2 separate regions of the Homo sapiens genome follow, and region 1 is linked to region 2. The links are chromatin loops, found by intact Hi-C in ENCODE. Cell type or tissue: heart right ventricle. All regions are shown on one strand. Links, peaks and the distances in the headings refer to the core of each region. The heading gives the core; the rest is flanking DNA.

What was found. Hi-C counts contacts between places; a loop is a spot of excess contacts. Peaks named below come from ENCODE experiments on the same cell type or tissue, not always from the same donor. Only the 100,000 strongest peaks of a DNase experiment are listed, where the experiment ranks them.
Region 1: it touches region 2 in a loop (2.7-fold over the local background); 31 of 110 quality-filtered maps call a loop at or near these places.

Annotation. Positions count from the first base shown.
Region 1 is chr10:591,260-598,954 of GRCh38, forward strand. All of the region lies in intron 1 of DIP2C (disco interacting protein 2 homolog C), which reads right to left. Among named protein-coding and RNA genes, the nearest start is that of DIP2C-AS2, 33 kb to the right of the region's middle. In heart right ventricle, for the core only: no CTCF peak of the experiment used is centred there; no DNase peak of the experiment used is centred there; H3K27ac peaks cover 633 bases.
Region 2 is chr10:785,868-793,562 of GRCh38, forward strand. No RefSeq gene overlaps it. Among named protein-coding and RNA genes, the nearest start is that of DIP2C, 100 kb to the left of the region's middle. RefSeq lists enhancers at 1,811-2,732, 3,028-3,172 and a cis regulatory region at 3,094-3,107. In heart right ventricle, for the core only: a CTCF peak has its summit at 3,736; DNase peaks (open chromatin) are centred at 2,244, 3,264 and 3,734; H3K4me3 peaks cover 1,747 bases.

The DNA of each region.
Region 1 (7,695 bases), core at 1,604-6,603, 190 kb before region 2:
GATTACAGGTGCCCGCCACCACGCCTGGCTAATATTCATATTTTCAGTAGAGACAGGGTTTCACCATGTTGGCCAGGCTGGTCTCAAACTCCTGACCTCAGGTGATCCACCTGCCTCGGCCTCTCAAAGTGCCGGGATTACAGGTGTGAGCCACCATGCCCTGCCATTACTGGTGTAATTTCTAAGCCACTCTCTCACACCCACTCCCCTATTTTGTTAAAAACCAGTTATATGGCTATATTTTTTCCAAGAGAACCAGTTACCCATTTGAAGTACAAATAAAACATCATGTTTAAAAACCAAAAATGCCAATTTGCACAGAAGTTTACAAATACCCAGTCGATTTGAGCCTTGAGAATAAGATCAAGCTGTTGGCTAAATACAACTTCCCTTTTCATCTGCCTGCCGGTGAGTTAGACACAAGGACGAAGCCACCAGCTAGGGACATGAAGGCAGGAACCACCAAGGTAACCGAGACTCCAAATAAAAGCTCAAGGGACCAACACAAAGGTACCACACCCCACACCCTCCTCTCCTTCCTTTTCAGAACTTCCACAGGATGAAACAGGGACCTCTCCTCAGACGTCCCACAGTGCAGGCAGCCAGAGGGGAAGACAGCGGCGGCCTGAATGAGGCGACCAGGAAATCACATTCCACAAACAGCAGAAAGTCTCCATGTGCTTTACATCTTGTCTCTGAAGAACGATGCGAGTCTAAGTCGCCAGAAAACCATATTCAAGTGTCATTTCACATTTCAAGCGAAGAAAACAGTGGTAGGGCATGAGGGAGACACATTCATAGCCATGTGTTCTGGGGTATTCAACAAGAGGTTTTTTTCTGTTATAAACGTATAATTAGACATTCTCACATTTCTGTATAATTGATATTTCTGCTAATTAGGAAGCATATTAATATAAAGTGAATTCCAAGTGTAATAATCGGAGGACCCATTCAGATGACTTCAGGTTCTGCTGTGTTTCAACTGAAGAAAATGGTTCTGTGTATTGGTAACAAGGCGTGACAGTTTGTGTGGCTGTAATGAGGGCTCATGTTGCCTCCGTAGCAGCGGATGTTATATCACCACATTATCTTCTACAAAAAATCCTGAAAAAAATGAAGGCTGAATAGACATACATACCCTCCCAAAATAATCCAAATGTCCATCGATACGAAAACAGATGAATGACGGTTTGTTCCCACCATGGAATATTCCTCAGCAGTGAAAATAAACTATAGCCACAGGTACCAACTAGCATAAAGAAAATATTTTTAAAATGCTTAAAGTGAACTGACTAGGTGGAATTCCTCGATTACAGGTGTCTGCTTAGAAAGGGTATGGTTCTGAATTCCTGGGATTCAGAAACTAATTAGCAACCCTGTTTGGAGGCACATCTAGAAAAAAGCAAAATAATGACAACACTATTTTTAATTCTTTGTAAATTATAACTATTACTATGAAAATTCTAAAAATGTGAAATTTTTCCCAACTGTTCCTTTGACAAGCTTCAAAATAAATACCATGAGAATACAGCTCCAGTTAAGTTAGTAGAATGGAAACCTGAAGATGTACGAGCCGTCCCTGCTCGTGTAGAAATCTGAGAGCAGGTATGACACTGCAAGGCTCAAACCAACTGGGTATTTGGAAACTTCTGTGCAAAATGGCATTTTTGGTTTTTAAACACGAGGTCACTGTTATTTGTACTTCAAACAGGTAACAGTTTGGTTCTCTTGGAAGAAATACAGCCATAAAACTGGTTTTAAAAATATATATATGGGAGTGGGTATGAGAGAGTAGCTTACAAATTATGCCAGTAGTGGCCGGGAACGGTGGCTCATGCCTGCAATCCCAGCACTGAGAGGCAGTCCCCACACCTTTGAGGGCACTGGTCTCCTCTGCCGCCTTCCTGCAGGACCAACCCCAGGACACTCACTGGGTTTCCATCCCTGCCTCATTCAACATCCCCCCGGGGTGGTCTCATCGTCATCTGGGGCTCAGCTCTGCCCCACTTTCCTAAATCTGACTTCAGAGCCTGCAAACACCCACGCCCAGTGTAACCCTAAGTCCACGTTTACCCCAGAGAGTCCCAATTTTATATGTTTTCCCAACATCACCTTAGTGATAATTTATCCTGTAAATTCCAACTGCCTTCACACCTCACCCCCGCTGTCTCCCAGCAGACCCCACACCCGGGTCTGTGCATGCCGCCCTGCTCTGCCCACGCGGGACCCCCCCCCCCCCACCCTTTCTGGAGAAATCAGCTGGCGATCATCTCCTCGTGGAAGGCTGCCCTGACTTCCAACCCTCTCCAGCAGAGGCAGGGGCCCTCCTCGGTACTTCCCCCCAAAAGCTGGGCCAAGCATGGAGACGGCACATATCCTAGCTGTGCCTGGGATGTCACGGGCGGGGTCCCCAGATGCTCTGCACACGGCCTGGGGCACCACCTGAACACAGCAAGTGCTGAAGAAATAAAACCGACATGCACTGACCTCCGATAGGGCCTCCTTTACCATCCACATCCGTCTCCCCTCTGGACAGTAAAGTCCACAAGAAAGGGAGAGCTTGTCTCACTCACCTTCAAATTCCCAGGGTCACCCTGGCAGGTAAAGGGGACTCGAATGTCTTCTGAAAGCAGCAGCTGGTTAGCTGCCGAGTTAAAGGGCCTCTGAATTTCAGAGCTCTGTGTAGGAGTCCAGCACACTTTATCATGAATGACTCCAACCACGGCGGAACTGGCCGTGGAACCAGTGCCAACCAATTCAGGGTGTGTTCACCGTTTCTCAGTTCATTATCACAACTCACTAACAGAGCAGCCGTGCACAGATCCTCAGACGTTTACGCAGTGGGATGACAGAGGGGCCGACGGTGCTGAGTCACGTGAAGGTCCCGTTGCAGACTGGGAGAGAACGGCCAGACATGGACCCAGGGAGAGCACAGACCTCGGTTAAGTCAGCTCCATGTAAATAGCACTCCTGCCAGGCCCTTTCCTATCTGCACAGCTTCTACAAATTCAACTCTCACACCTGACACCTAAGAATACTGCACAACCCCACATGAAACTCCCCACTTACCTCCCAAAATGACCTGGCACGGCCGAGTACAAACCATTTCAACATAAGGGAACATGGCCAAGTACAAACCATTTCAACATAAGGGAACATGGCCGAGTACAAACCATTTCAACATAAGGGAACATGGCCGAGTACAAACCATTTCAACGTAAGGGAACATGGCCGAGTACAAACCATTTCAACGTAAGGGAACATGGCCGAGTACAGACCATTTCAACGTAAGAGAACATGGCTGAGTACAAATCATTTTAACATAAGGGAACGTGGCTGAGTATAAACCATTTCAACGTAAGGGAACTGGAGGGCACGTGGTGCTTTCTCGAGTCCCTGGCTGCTTCCTGACAGGAAGGCCCAATGCTTCAACACCCCTAGTGAAGGGCAGGTCTCGTCGGCCCCCTCAGAGTCAAGAAAACCCATGTTCACTTTCTCAAGACCACACACAACCGAGCCGCAAACCAGGGCGGAATCTCGACTCTCCGGGTTCAGATCATGTCGAATTTACGACCTGCTGCTGTGGACACTGCAGGAAATGATGAGCCTGATTCGGGCTTTGACCTTGAGCTAATTAGCATTAGCTAATTTCACTTCCCAGGACCAACTTCCAAGGCCTGCAAAGCCAGAGAAGGGAGAGGAGACAGAACACGCCCTCACCGCAGACCTGGTGCAAAGCACGCACTTCTCAGATGTGTCCCAAGGTGCAGTGTGTCCGATGCCCGTTCACATCCACCGACCCGCAGGTCTTCTACATGGCATCAGCCTCCTGGGCACTCGGGACAAGAGGTAAAATGGCAAATCCCCTCTGCAGCAAAGGCGAGGCGCAGGGCCCACACGGAATCAAACTGACCTTTTTCTGACAGTCTCAAAACAAAGAAAATACTGTACAGCCAACGTCCCCTCACGCAGGTTTACTCACCTGTGACTCGTGGGCCATGACAGAAAACTTCAGGTTCTTATTAGTTCCTATTTTCCCCATCCAGGAAGCCTTTGGTTTTAATATACAAACTTGCCATTTTGTAGGCCAAAAACAGCCAAATATTGGCAGTTTCCTATGGTTCAACTGAATAAAATATGACCACAACCTTTTGTGAAACCATGAAGAAAAAGTGAGTATCTCAATATGTGTTTCCAGACTGTGGCTTTGTCCCTGAAGCACTAACTCTTCTCACTCAGGATTTGAGACACTGAAGAACAAACATCAATATCCCACCAAGAGAACTGAAAGAATGAAATGATTTTGCATCTACCTTGAAGCCTTTTTAGAACAAGGCAGGACACAAACTTTTAAAAAGCTCCAGTTGTCCCTCCATCTACACAGGGACATCGGTTCCAGGACACCCCGGGTTTACCGAAATCCACGCGTCCGCAGGACCCGCGCCCACCCTGTGGAGCTGCATGTAGGAAATGTCGGCCCTCCACAAAGTCAGGTTTTTTCAATAAGGGTTTGGTTGGGAAAAAAAATTAACGTAAATGATCCTTCGAAGCTCAAGCCCATGTTGTTCAGGGTCAGCCGCACTTACTACTTGTGTCATAATCTGAGGCCTGACAGCCATCGTTCTTGATAAAGGGATGGTTAACAAACTAACTGTTCTGATTAGAAAGCGGAGGAAAAAGCTTATTTTTAAGCCGACAAAGAGTGGACACTGCTATGGTGAATGGAAAACAGACGTAAATAAGCACCAAGGCTGGGGTGACTGCCTGTGCTCAGACCCACTAAGGCCTGTTCCTCCGCCTCCCTCTGCTCAAACGGATAACTCCTTCCCCACGGCTAAAGGACCTTTTTTAAAGATTCACGCGAGAAGTGCTATGAAAAGCTGAAAGGTCACAGATAACGTTTTAAAAAATAAAAGTAACCTAAGTATTGAACAAGCCCATTATAAATGATAAAAAATGATATTAAGTTGCTGGGTGCGGTGGCTCACGCCTGTAATCCCAGCACGTTGGGTGGCCAAGGTGGGTGCATCACCTGAGATCAGGACTTTAAGACCAGCCTGGCCAACATGGTGAAACCCCATCTCTAACGAAAATTAGCCGGGCGCAGGTGCCTGTAATCCCAGCTACTTGGGAGGCTAAAGGAGGAGAATCACTTGAACCTGGGAGGGAGAGGTTGCAGTGAGCCGAGATCATGCCATTGCACTTCAGCCTGGGCGACCAGTGCGAAACTCCATCTCAAAAAAAAAAAAAAAAAAAAAAAAAAAAAAGTATTAAGTTTTCCTTCCAATGAACCTATCATTCTGCCACCGAGGTATCCTATAGGTACTTATTCAGCCATGAGATACATCACAGGAGACGTAGGTGAATAGGACACAGTTCCTCCCTGACAGAAGGCTGCACCCCAAGGAAGGAAGGCACATACTGTGAATGGAATCGGCATAGGGAACAGATGCTGCGGGAAGTGGAACTGGCTTCACAGAGCACCCGGCTCAAGCGTCTGAGAAATAAGGAGCCATTGGTGGCATCACCTGTGCCTGAGCTGGGGTGGTGGGGAGCCTGTCATCACCACCACTGCCCAGGACAAAGACACCCAGAACCACACAATGAGCTTTCAAGCTCACCAAGGCGATGACTGAGCAATGCGCATAGTGACGCGAACATGCAGACATGAGGGCCACACGTGGCATTGGTTTTGTGTATCGACCTGAGTGGGCCCCGGGGTGCCCAGGTGGCTGGTTCTGCATTATTTCTGTGTGAGATGTGTGTTTGCCTCTGGACTGAGTGGAGACTAAGTGGAGACCCATCCTCGCCAGTGTAGGGGGCACCACCCTGTCCACCCAGGGCTCCAGGGCTCGAGTAAAACAGCAAGGCGGGGAAGGCTGGGCTCGCTCCACCTGTCTGGCTGCAGGCCAGTGGCATCCGTCTTCTGCCCCCGGTGCTCCTGGGTCTCAGCTCCTCAGACCTGGGTGGGATCTGCACCCTCCGCTTCTCAAGCCTTTGAGCCACACCCTCCCAGGCCTCCAGGTTGCAGGCAGTGGGTCCTGGGGCTTCTTGGCCTCCGTAGCCCCTGCAGCAAGCCTCCCCCTGGACACACACACACCGGGCTGGCTCTGTCTCTCTGGAGAGCCCTGACTAAGCTGCCCCTAGAAGTGGTCTTCAGAGTTTCCTTCTAGCCCCAATATCCCAGTGCCCCCCTACAATTCTAGGTGGAAAGGTGAATGGAGACCTGGTGAATGGAGACCAATGGACAGAGGTGTGTGCCGAGGACACGCTGGGCAGCAGGGCTGGGCAGGAGTGCACTAACGCTGTCACTATGCAAAGAATCAATGTCACTTGCCACAAAAATGAGAACAGTAAAGATTCCTTCAAACAGAAATGAGTTTGTTTCATGATTTGCTCTTAATACGTAAGAAATCATAAAAGTAGGCCTACTAACAATTACGTAAGTCTTCAGAGGCTCCTGAACTACTTCTGTCCCTTCATGTTTTTATACAAAATAAGCTTGAGGTTAAAGAGAATAACGTCACTGGCCACAGCTGGGGCCACACGAGGACACAGCTTACACCCATGAGGTCCTAGGGGTCCTGAGTCCTTTCCTGGCTATTTATGGAAATACGGGAGAAACCAGGAGGTCTGAACGTGGACCTGGCCATGCCCCCAGGGGCCAAGGAAAGCACCCATCTGTCCACTCTTCCCTCTACCCCACGGTTCCCTACCTGGACTCTGGGGCTGACGTGGCTTCATGCACTCAGCAGCGCCATCATTAAACGTTTAGGAGGGCCTCCTCTAACCACCGCTGGACCTGCAGAGTCAGCACAAGTCTGCAGGACACGCGTGGACAAGGCTGATGGATCACGGCCTCCCACGAGGAAAGTGCCAGGCAAAGAGTCGGAGACACCAGGGATGGAGCAGCACTCACTGGGGGAGGCCAAGGCCGGCACCGGCCACCACCAAGGGCCACGAGGGCCTCCCTCCCCACCCCAAGGGCAGCTCACCCAGGAAGGTGAAAGCCGGCACCGGCCACCAAGGGCCTCTCTTCCCACCCCGAGGGCAGCTGCGATCACATTTCCCATCGCACCAAGAGACCCCTGCATTGAGCACAAACCTTTCCAACCTTCAAATCAATGAAGAATCACAACATGGACATTCCCTCAATCCATATGGCCAGCCCACAAAACCGACATGCAATCATCACATGCATTTCCTGTGGGAAAGTCAGTCTCAGTCCGAGGCCTCGCGACAGGGGTAGGGGAGCATCATGGGGAGAGGCCCCAGCCTGGCTCCTCCCCCCACAGCTCCTCTTCCCTCTGCTCCTCACGCCACCCCTCCCCACCCCCTCCTAGCTTCAGAGGCTGCTTCCTCAAATTCTTTCCCCTTGATGAAGTCATTCATTCCCCAAATACAAAGCAATTAAAGGCATGAGAGCTCAAGAGAAAATCCACACCGTGGCTTGTGTTTTAGATTCTCTTAAGTTTGAGAATAACCAAGCAAGAATCTTTGGCATCTGAATGTGGTCTGAAGGCATCTGAGCAGAAGGCCTGGCCCCAGCCCGGAGTGGGTCATGGGTGTCTCCGACATCTTTGTAACTCTGCATCAATTATTTTGAAACATCACTAGCAGAATAGAGCCATGTGAATAGTTACTTTTCTGTTAAAAGTAGAAAAGACTGCCTCAAGGAACATCCTTCCAACAACG
Region 2 (7,695 bases), core at 1,549-6,548:
CCTCGTGGGGGGGTATTTACTTTACAGCGAACCACAAATGTTAAGCTACAAAGTGGCCTAGAGGTAAGGAGGACCCTGAAGGCCAGTCCCCAGATTTCAATGCATGGCGTCCTGCAGGATGGAGCCGGGCGGGGCTGGCCGGCCAGGGGAGAAGCTCCAGGGTCCAGGGGCACCTTATCTCTAAGGTCAGGACAGGACCGAGGGAGGGCTGGGGAGAGCACCTGGGCGGACGAGGCCTCCAGCCGCACACAGACAGGGGAGGGCGAGGGCTCTAAGCAGGGCGTTATGGCCGACACAAGGCGGCCTTCGAGGAGCTTTCCCAACTGAATTGCAGCTGGAGCCCCTCCAAGAAGAAGTTTCAGCCTTGCCACCGGATGCCATTTCTCAAGTGCAGACTCTTCCTTTTAAAAATGAAATGAAAGGTCATTGATTTCTTTTACTTTCCTGGGGAAAAAAAAATTGTTTTTGAGATGAGGTCTTGCTCTTCGACCCAGGCTGGAGTGCAGTGGCGTGATCATGGCTCACGGCAGCCTCAGCCTTCTGGGCTCAAGCAGTAGGCCTGCCTCAGCCTCCCAAGGTGCTGGGATTACAGGTGTGAGCCACTGCACCCAGCTAACTTACTTTACTCTTTTCATAGGCAAGAACTGTGCACAGCACCAAAGACCCCAAAGTATGCAGGGGGAAGTATGCAGGGGGAAGCGTGGCCCCTCCACCCCGCCCTCCCTCCCCCGCTCAAAGGCAACCACGACTTCCAGCCTCTGCTGACTCCCATGGGCGCCTGTGGTGCGGGGGCGGGGTGGGGCGGGGGTCCTCGTCTCGGGTAAGGGTGTGGCCAGCACGGGGTCCAGGCCTTTCTCTTCTCCCAGGAGACCGCCTTGAATGTAAATCTGACATCACTGCCCACTGCCCTCAGGGTCAGCTCAGACCCTCTGTGCAGCCGTTTGGGTGGACACCCCACGCCTGCCCCCAGCCGGCTCTCAGGCCTCAGGCTACCAGGGTCCCTGTGTCTCCGCACACGACGCTGCTCCATGTTTGCTGGATGACTTCGCCTTGTCCGCGGCCGAGTCCACCTGCTCCTTGAGGCCCTACCTAAACGCACTGCCTCTTCCTCCCCACTTTCTGCAGAACCACCCCGCCCTCCTCTCAGACCCCAGACCTGTCCCTTCCTCAGCTGTCACAGGTGCAGCCACGGGCAGCACCGCATCCCCCAAATCCATTCACTGAAGTCTCAGCTTCGACGTGTGGTATTTGGAGACGCAGCCTTTTCAGAGGTAGTTAGGGTAACTGAGCCGGGAGTGTGGGGTCCTGATCCCATGGGCCGTGGCCTCCAGGAGAAGAACAGACACCACGTGCTCCCTGCCTGTGCAGAGGGAAGGCGCGAGGTGGCTCCAGGAACCAGGTCGGCCGGCACCTTGGCCCGGAACTTCCAGCCTCCAGATTGTCAGAAACAAATCCCTGGTGTCTGCGGTGTTGGGGCTGACACGCGCTCTGCCTGGCTGCCAGGTCCTCTGCAGGCGGGGACGGTGCCGGCCATTGCTAGATCCCTGGGGCGCAGCACAGACTGCGGGAAACAGGCTCACCAGCCCGGCTGCACGCACCGAGGCAGCGTCCAGACTCGAGACATCCTCCAGCCACGGGCGAAATCACAGCCATTGCTGCAAAGTTCTTGCGTCCTGTGAAAACTGGATGTGAGCCTCTCTCTGGTGGCAGCTTCTACTAGTGCTTTTTTTTTTTTTTTTTTTTTTTTTTGAGACAGAGTCTCGCTCTGTCGCCCAGGCTGGAGTGCAGTGGCGCGATCTCGGCTCACTGCAAGCTCCGCCTCCCGGGTTCAAGCGATTCTCCTGCCTCAGCCTCCCAATTAGCTGGGATTATAGGCGTGCCCTACCACGCCTGGCTAATTTTTTATATTTTTGGTAAAGACAGGGTTTCACCATGTTGGCCAGGCTGGTCTCAAACTCCTGACTTCAAGTGATTCACCTGCCTTGGTCTCCCAAAGTGCTGGGATTACAGGCGTGAGCCACCGTGCCTGGTGAGAGTTGGGTTTTAGTTTTATTTTGTTTTTCACAGATTCCGGGGGTTGAATGGCAAAGAGGCGGGAGCAGGCGGAGGTCCATATGGAAGTTCAGACTCACCCCGCAGGAGTTCTGGCTGGGAGGCTGCCAGGACAGGCAGGATGTGGGAGCCGCCCTGGGAGGCCCCTCACTCTCCCCACACTGACCTCACATCCCCGTTACGTTCCTCATCCCAGGCTGGGCCAGCCACTGGGCGCTGGACAGAGCTTAGGAAGTAGGATGGCTCCGGGTGGGTTAGAAACCAGGTGCACGGCAGAAGCCGGCCTGGAGCCGCCCACAGCCCCAGCCATCCTTGGAGGGCCCCAGCCGAAGGAGCTGGTGCAGCTGGACACAGAGACCCGCTGGTGATGGGACCGGGCCACACGCTCCTGCAGGGCCCAAGCCGAGACCCCTGGCTGGAGGGTCAGCACCCAGGGTGGCAGCAGCTGCAGGGGGTCTAGGGAAGGACCGGGAGCAGAGCCTCAGCTCGTGCTGCTGCTCCATACACAGAACGCGCTGCGCAGGGGATCCTAGGCTTCCTGGGAGTCACATTAAAAAGCAACGTGAGACGGGCGGGGTTAATTCTGACGGTGATGTGTCCTCTGACCACATATCGCTAACGCACCATCATCCTGGTGTGGACTCGGAGGAAACACCACATGGCTTCTCTTGCCAAACCACCCACGTGTGGCAGGTGGTCACCGTGGAGCACGGGGGCCCAGTGTTTCTCAGACTGAAATCACACACAGACCCTCTTTAACAGAAACGAAAGTCTTGCCACTGCCCAGGGTTTTGATTTAATGGCTACTTATGCTGTACAAACAGCTTAATAAAACTGGGCACAAGCTCTTGCTGACTTGTATTCCGCCATAAAGCCGAATAGCCGCAAATAAAACAAATGTAATTAAAAACCAACATGAACATAACTTGGTGGGTGATGTTTTGCCGAGACAGCGCTGGCTCCAGAGGCCACTCTGGGGCAGGGGGACGTCGGCTTGGCTGTCCTCTGTGCGCTCCAGCTGGGAGGCCGCTTGGCCCCGCTGGGCTCAAAGGTCCCCCTGACGGACGTGCCTTGATGTTGCCACGTTGGACGGGATTAAAGTGCTGAGGCTGCTGTGACGGGTCAGGAAGACAAACTCGGCCCAGAGCACAACTGCGAGGCACACAGCCTTCCCAGAATGGCAGCAAAACCAAACATGGCCCTGGGAGGCCGCGGGGAAGTCCTACCTTGCAGAGCTCTGCTCCGGGGCCAGGGGGCGCTGGCTGGGGCCCCTTTGCAAGGCCCATGCGCCCTTCGACACCAGCCCCCGCCACAGGCTGCGCAGGCAGATGTTGCCGCTGCGTTTCCTCGCCAGGTGTCCATGGTGCCCTGCCCAGCGCTGCAGGCTCACCCAGTGTGGACGCAGGGGGCAAGGGAGCCTCTCCTGGGTCTCTGTCGCACGCCGATGGCTGTCTATCTGGGCAGGGGGTGGGGCTGGGGCCTTCGCCACGGGTGTGTCTTTCCTTTTTGTTTCCTGACGTGGAATTCTGTTGGGATTTTTGGGGACGATGACAGTAAGAACATCAAGGAGCTGCCACTGGATGGTGGAGCCGCCTCGTCACCAGAAGATCGCTCCAGCTGGCGTGGTGTCCGTCCCCCTGTCCTCCGGGAACTTTCCAGTCTCTGGTGAGCCTGGCCACAGACGCCCTCGTGAGGCAGCACTGGCCACTGGCAGGTCTGCTGAAGCCACAACCACACGGACAGGGACGGCTGGGCCGGGCTTCTCTGGCACTGACACTGAACCTGCGCGCGTGGTTCTGGGTGCCCTGGCAGTGGCTGGATCTGCCGCATGCAGAACCCCCTCCTGGCCCAATTGTCTGCACGAGGCAACCGGGGCGTGGGGAGGTCTGAGCTCCACAGTTCAGGCCACAGCACCCGAAGATGGAGCCTGGGACCCCTTTGCCTTTCCAATACGTGATGCCAAGAATTTCCCCAAATGTCCTCGGTTTTATCCCCGAGTGCGACATGGCTAGAAAGCGGAGCAGAGGCGCTGAGGGCAGGAAGAGGAAGATGCGCCAGGCCTCCCAGGCCAAATGCCAGCCCCATGCTCCTTGTTCGCTGGGCTCCTGCACTGCCCACTCCATGCACACATCCAAGCGGGCACAGTCACTGCCCCTCACGTGCCCAGGCCCACAGCCGCCCCCTGACCTCCAGCAGGCACTGGCGAGGCAGGGCAGAGGCTGCCAGGATAGAGATCAGTGGACAGAGACCTGGAGACAACGCAGGAGGGGGCCGTGTGCCGGCCTCACTCAGGGCAGCAGTCACCGATGGGGAGGGGTGTGGCCTGCGAGGCTGAAGTCTGAGCTGCTTTGCGCCAGGCCCAGCTGCAGGGAAAGCTGTAGGGCCAGTGAGTCTCCCTGCCGGGTCTCTCCCCAGCAAGCTGTAGGGCCAGTGAGTCTCCCTGCCGGGTCTCTCCCCAGCAAGCTGGTCAGCCCTCAGCAGGAGGTCACGTCCCGGCCTCCAAACCTGTTTCTGGCAGCCACAGACCCCTAGTCAAAGGGACCTGACGAGCCCGTGGAGCAGGGCTGAAATAGCCGGCTTTGGAAAAATCCAGCTCTAAGACTGTGTGTGCACGCCTTAAAAACCATTCAGGGCTGGGCATGGCAGCTCACACCTGTAATCCCAGTGCTTCGGGAGGCTAGGAGTTCGACGGCAAGACCCTGTACTACAAAAATAATTAGCCAGGCATGGTGGTGTGCACCTGTGGTCCCAGCTGCTTAGGAGGCTGAGGTGGGAGGATCACTTGAGCCCAGGAGTTCGAGGCTGCAGTAAGCCAAGATCATGCCACTGCACTCCAGCCTGGGCAACAGAGCCTGTCTCAAAAAAAACCTTTCAGGTGGAGCTTCTAGGAAAGGTGGTCTGCAGCAGGCATCCCTGAGCTGGGCCCCCAGGCACTGTCGGGGTGACGCTTCTTACCTGGACCACCATCTGTGTCCGCTGCACTGCACTTCCCCTCCTCCAGCACCGTCATCTAAGGGTGAGGCCAGCCAGGGGCCAGGAAGAAAGAGGCCTCCAGGGGTCCTCAGAAGTATCTTCGTCCCCAAGGCGGCTCCTTCCAGGCTGGCCGCGGCATCTGTATCACCAGCCTGCGCACTAGTGTCTGTGATGAGACGCCATAGCACAGGCACTGGGGTCCAGCACATGGAGTCTCAGATGGGCTTCCTGCCTGGGTTGAAGGGTCGTTCTCTGCTAGGGACAGCCATCGGCTCCTTCTCAAAGCCTCCAAGAGATGTGTCTGTCGGCGTCTCAGCCACGCATCCCTGTCTCAGGGACTTGCCTGAGCACAGGGCCGGGCCTGGTGTCTGCAGCTCTGACAGCACCCAGGGGATGCGGATTGGGCCACACTTTGAGGAGGACTGGACTGTGACGTGCCTTTCACAGAGGAAGGAAGGACAGGCAGGAGTCGAGGCAAGGAGTCGAGACAAGGCGAGCCTGTTGCCAGCGAGTCACAGAGTTGTGCAGGGTCTGCCGCAGAGCTCCCAGTGCACTCCAACCCTGCCACCGGACCAGCTAGGCCAGACCCCCAGGGAGCCGAGCACCCCAGCTTTACAGTTTTCCCAGGTGGTTCTGAGTCACTGAGCCACAGGCAAGCCTGGAGCCAGGAACAGCTATGGAGGATCCAGATGCAGATGCACTGAAGCCCACACCTGCCCCCCAGTCCAGCCCAGTGAGTGTGCATGTGTGTGCATGTGTGCACCTGTGTGCGTGTATGTGTACCTGTGTCTCTATGTACATCTATGAGTGTGTGCATGCATGTGTATGTGTACATGTATGAGTGCGTGCATGCATTCCTGTGTCTGCCAGTGTGTGTACATGTATTTGTGCGTGTGTGCATGTATGTGTTCACATCTGTGTGTGCACATGTGTGTGCCTGTGTGTGCATGTCTGTGCCTGTGTATGCACTTATGTGTGCCTGTGTGTGCATCTACCTGGGTGTGCACGTACATGTGCCTGTGTGTGCATCTACCTGGGTGTGCACGTACGTGTGCCTGTGTGTGCATCTGAGTGAGCACAGATGTGTGCGCATCTACCTGGGTGTGCATGTATGTGTGCCTGTGTGCAGGCACCTAGTTGCCAAACAGATCACGCCGACTCACTAGTGATATGTCAACAATAAAACTGGATTGTCATCTTTGTAGAGCAGTAGTTCTCAAAGTCAGTTCTTCATCAGAAATCTAGGGGCCAGGCCTCCAGGCAGCTGTGACACAGCCAACGGCCAAGAGCTGCGGGTATTGATCAGACTGCAGGGCGTCGGTCCTCCCAAAAAGGTGGGCACAGCTTGTCCATCAGGGTTGTGGGTGCGGGGCAGCTGTGTGGGGCCCCTTCCTCTCCCACCACGACGTCTGCTCACACAGGGTCTGTGTGCCTCTCTGGGTGTTCACCTGATAATACAGACCTGGTGGCCCAGTCTTCACTCACAAGCATAGGTCCCAGGCTGCTTACCAGCATGTGAACTGGCTGTGTTGCAGTCAAATGCTCGGCCCCAGTATAGTCAGCGTTCACTGGGAAGGGTCAGGTCTTGTGAAGCCTTGAGCACCACTGGGCAGGGGTGGCCCTCAGGACTGGGCCATCCACGGGAATAACATGAATTAGAAAACAGAACACTACTAAATATTTAAAATTTTTAGCCAGGTGTAATGGTGCACCCCTGTAGTCCCAGTTACTCGGGAGGCTGAGGTGGGAGGATCCACTGAGCCCGGGAGATGGAGGCTGCAGTGAGCCATGATGGCACCACCGCGCTCCAGCCTGGGCGATGGAAGAAGACCGTGTCTCAGAAAAAAAAAAAAAAAAAAAAAACCTTAAAAATAAAAGTGTTTTAAAAGCTCTCTAATGTTTCTTTTCATGCTTATTGTTGGAGATAGCTGCACCGAAAGACCACACTCTGAGTCACTGCTGTGTCAAATTAAGTCAGGGCTGCTGGATAACAGCTGTTCTATTGCTGTCACTGATTTCTGGTGTATCAAAAACAGTCCAAATAAAACATAAATGGGATGAGAAGGGGCTGGAAACCAGAAGAAATGGTGTAACATGTTGCAGACTTCAAAAACGGAGCCACAGCCATGGTTTTCCCATCTAGCACTCACCCTCTATAGCTTTGTTTCCTTAAAGTAAACGAGTCTGAGGAAAAAATGGCACACAACTTTGAACCATGCTATTAAGCATTTTTAAACAGTTCTTCCGACTTTCCCCTGGTGCTCAGCTCTGTCACAGGACCAAATGCTGGCCGAGCACTAGGGCCTGGGTGGACCAGGATCTGTGATATTTGTGTAAACAATTTAGTACTTTAGGCCTAGAATGCTTCCTTCTCAAAGGGCTCCTTCGACCCTCACTACTCCGTAAAATGGGCAGGGGACAGCTGCTCATGCACATTTTAAACAAGTTCAAAGGATGCAGAGAGTAGAAGATTCAACCCAGGTGTTCAGAGGCAACAGTGAATAAAAGTCAGGCTTGGAACCAGCTCTGAGAGTTGAAGGAAAATAAATTCAATATTAAAAAACCAACCATATTTCTATATGCTTGCAATGAACAGTTAAGCAATGGAAAAAATCACATCAAAATATGAAATCTCTACAGATAAATTTAACAAAAGGTGTGTAAGACTTG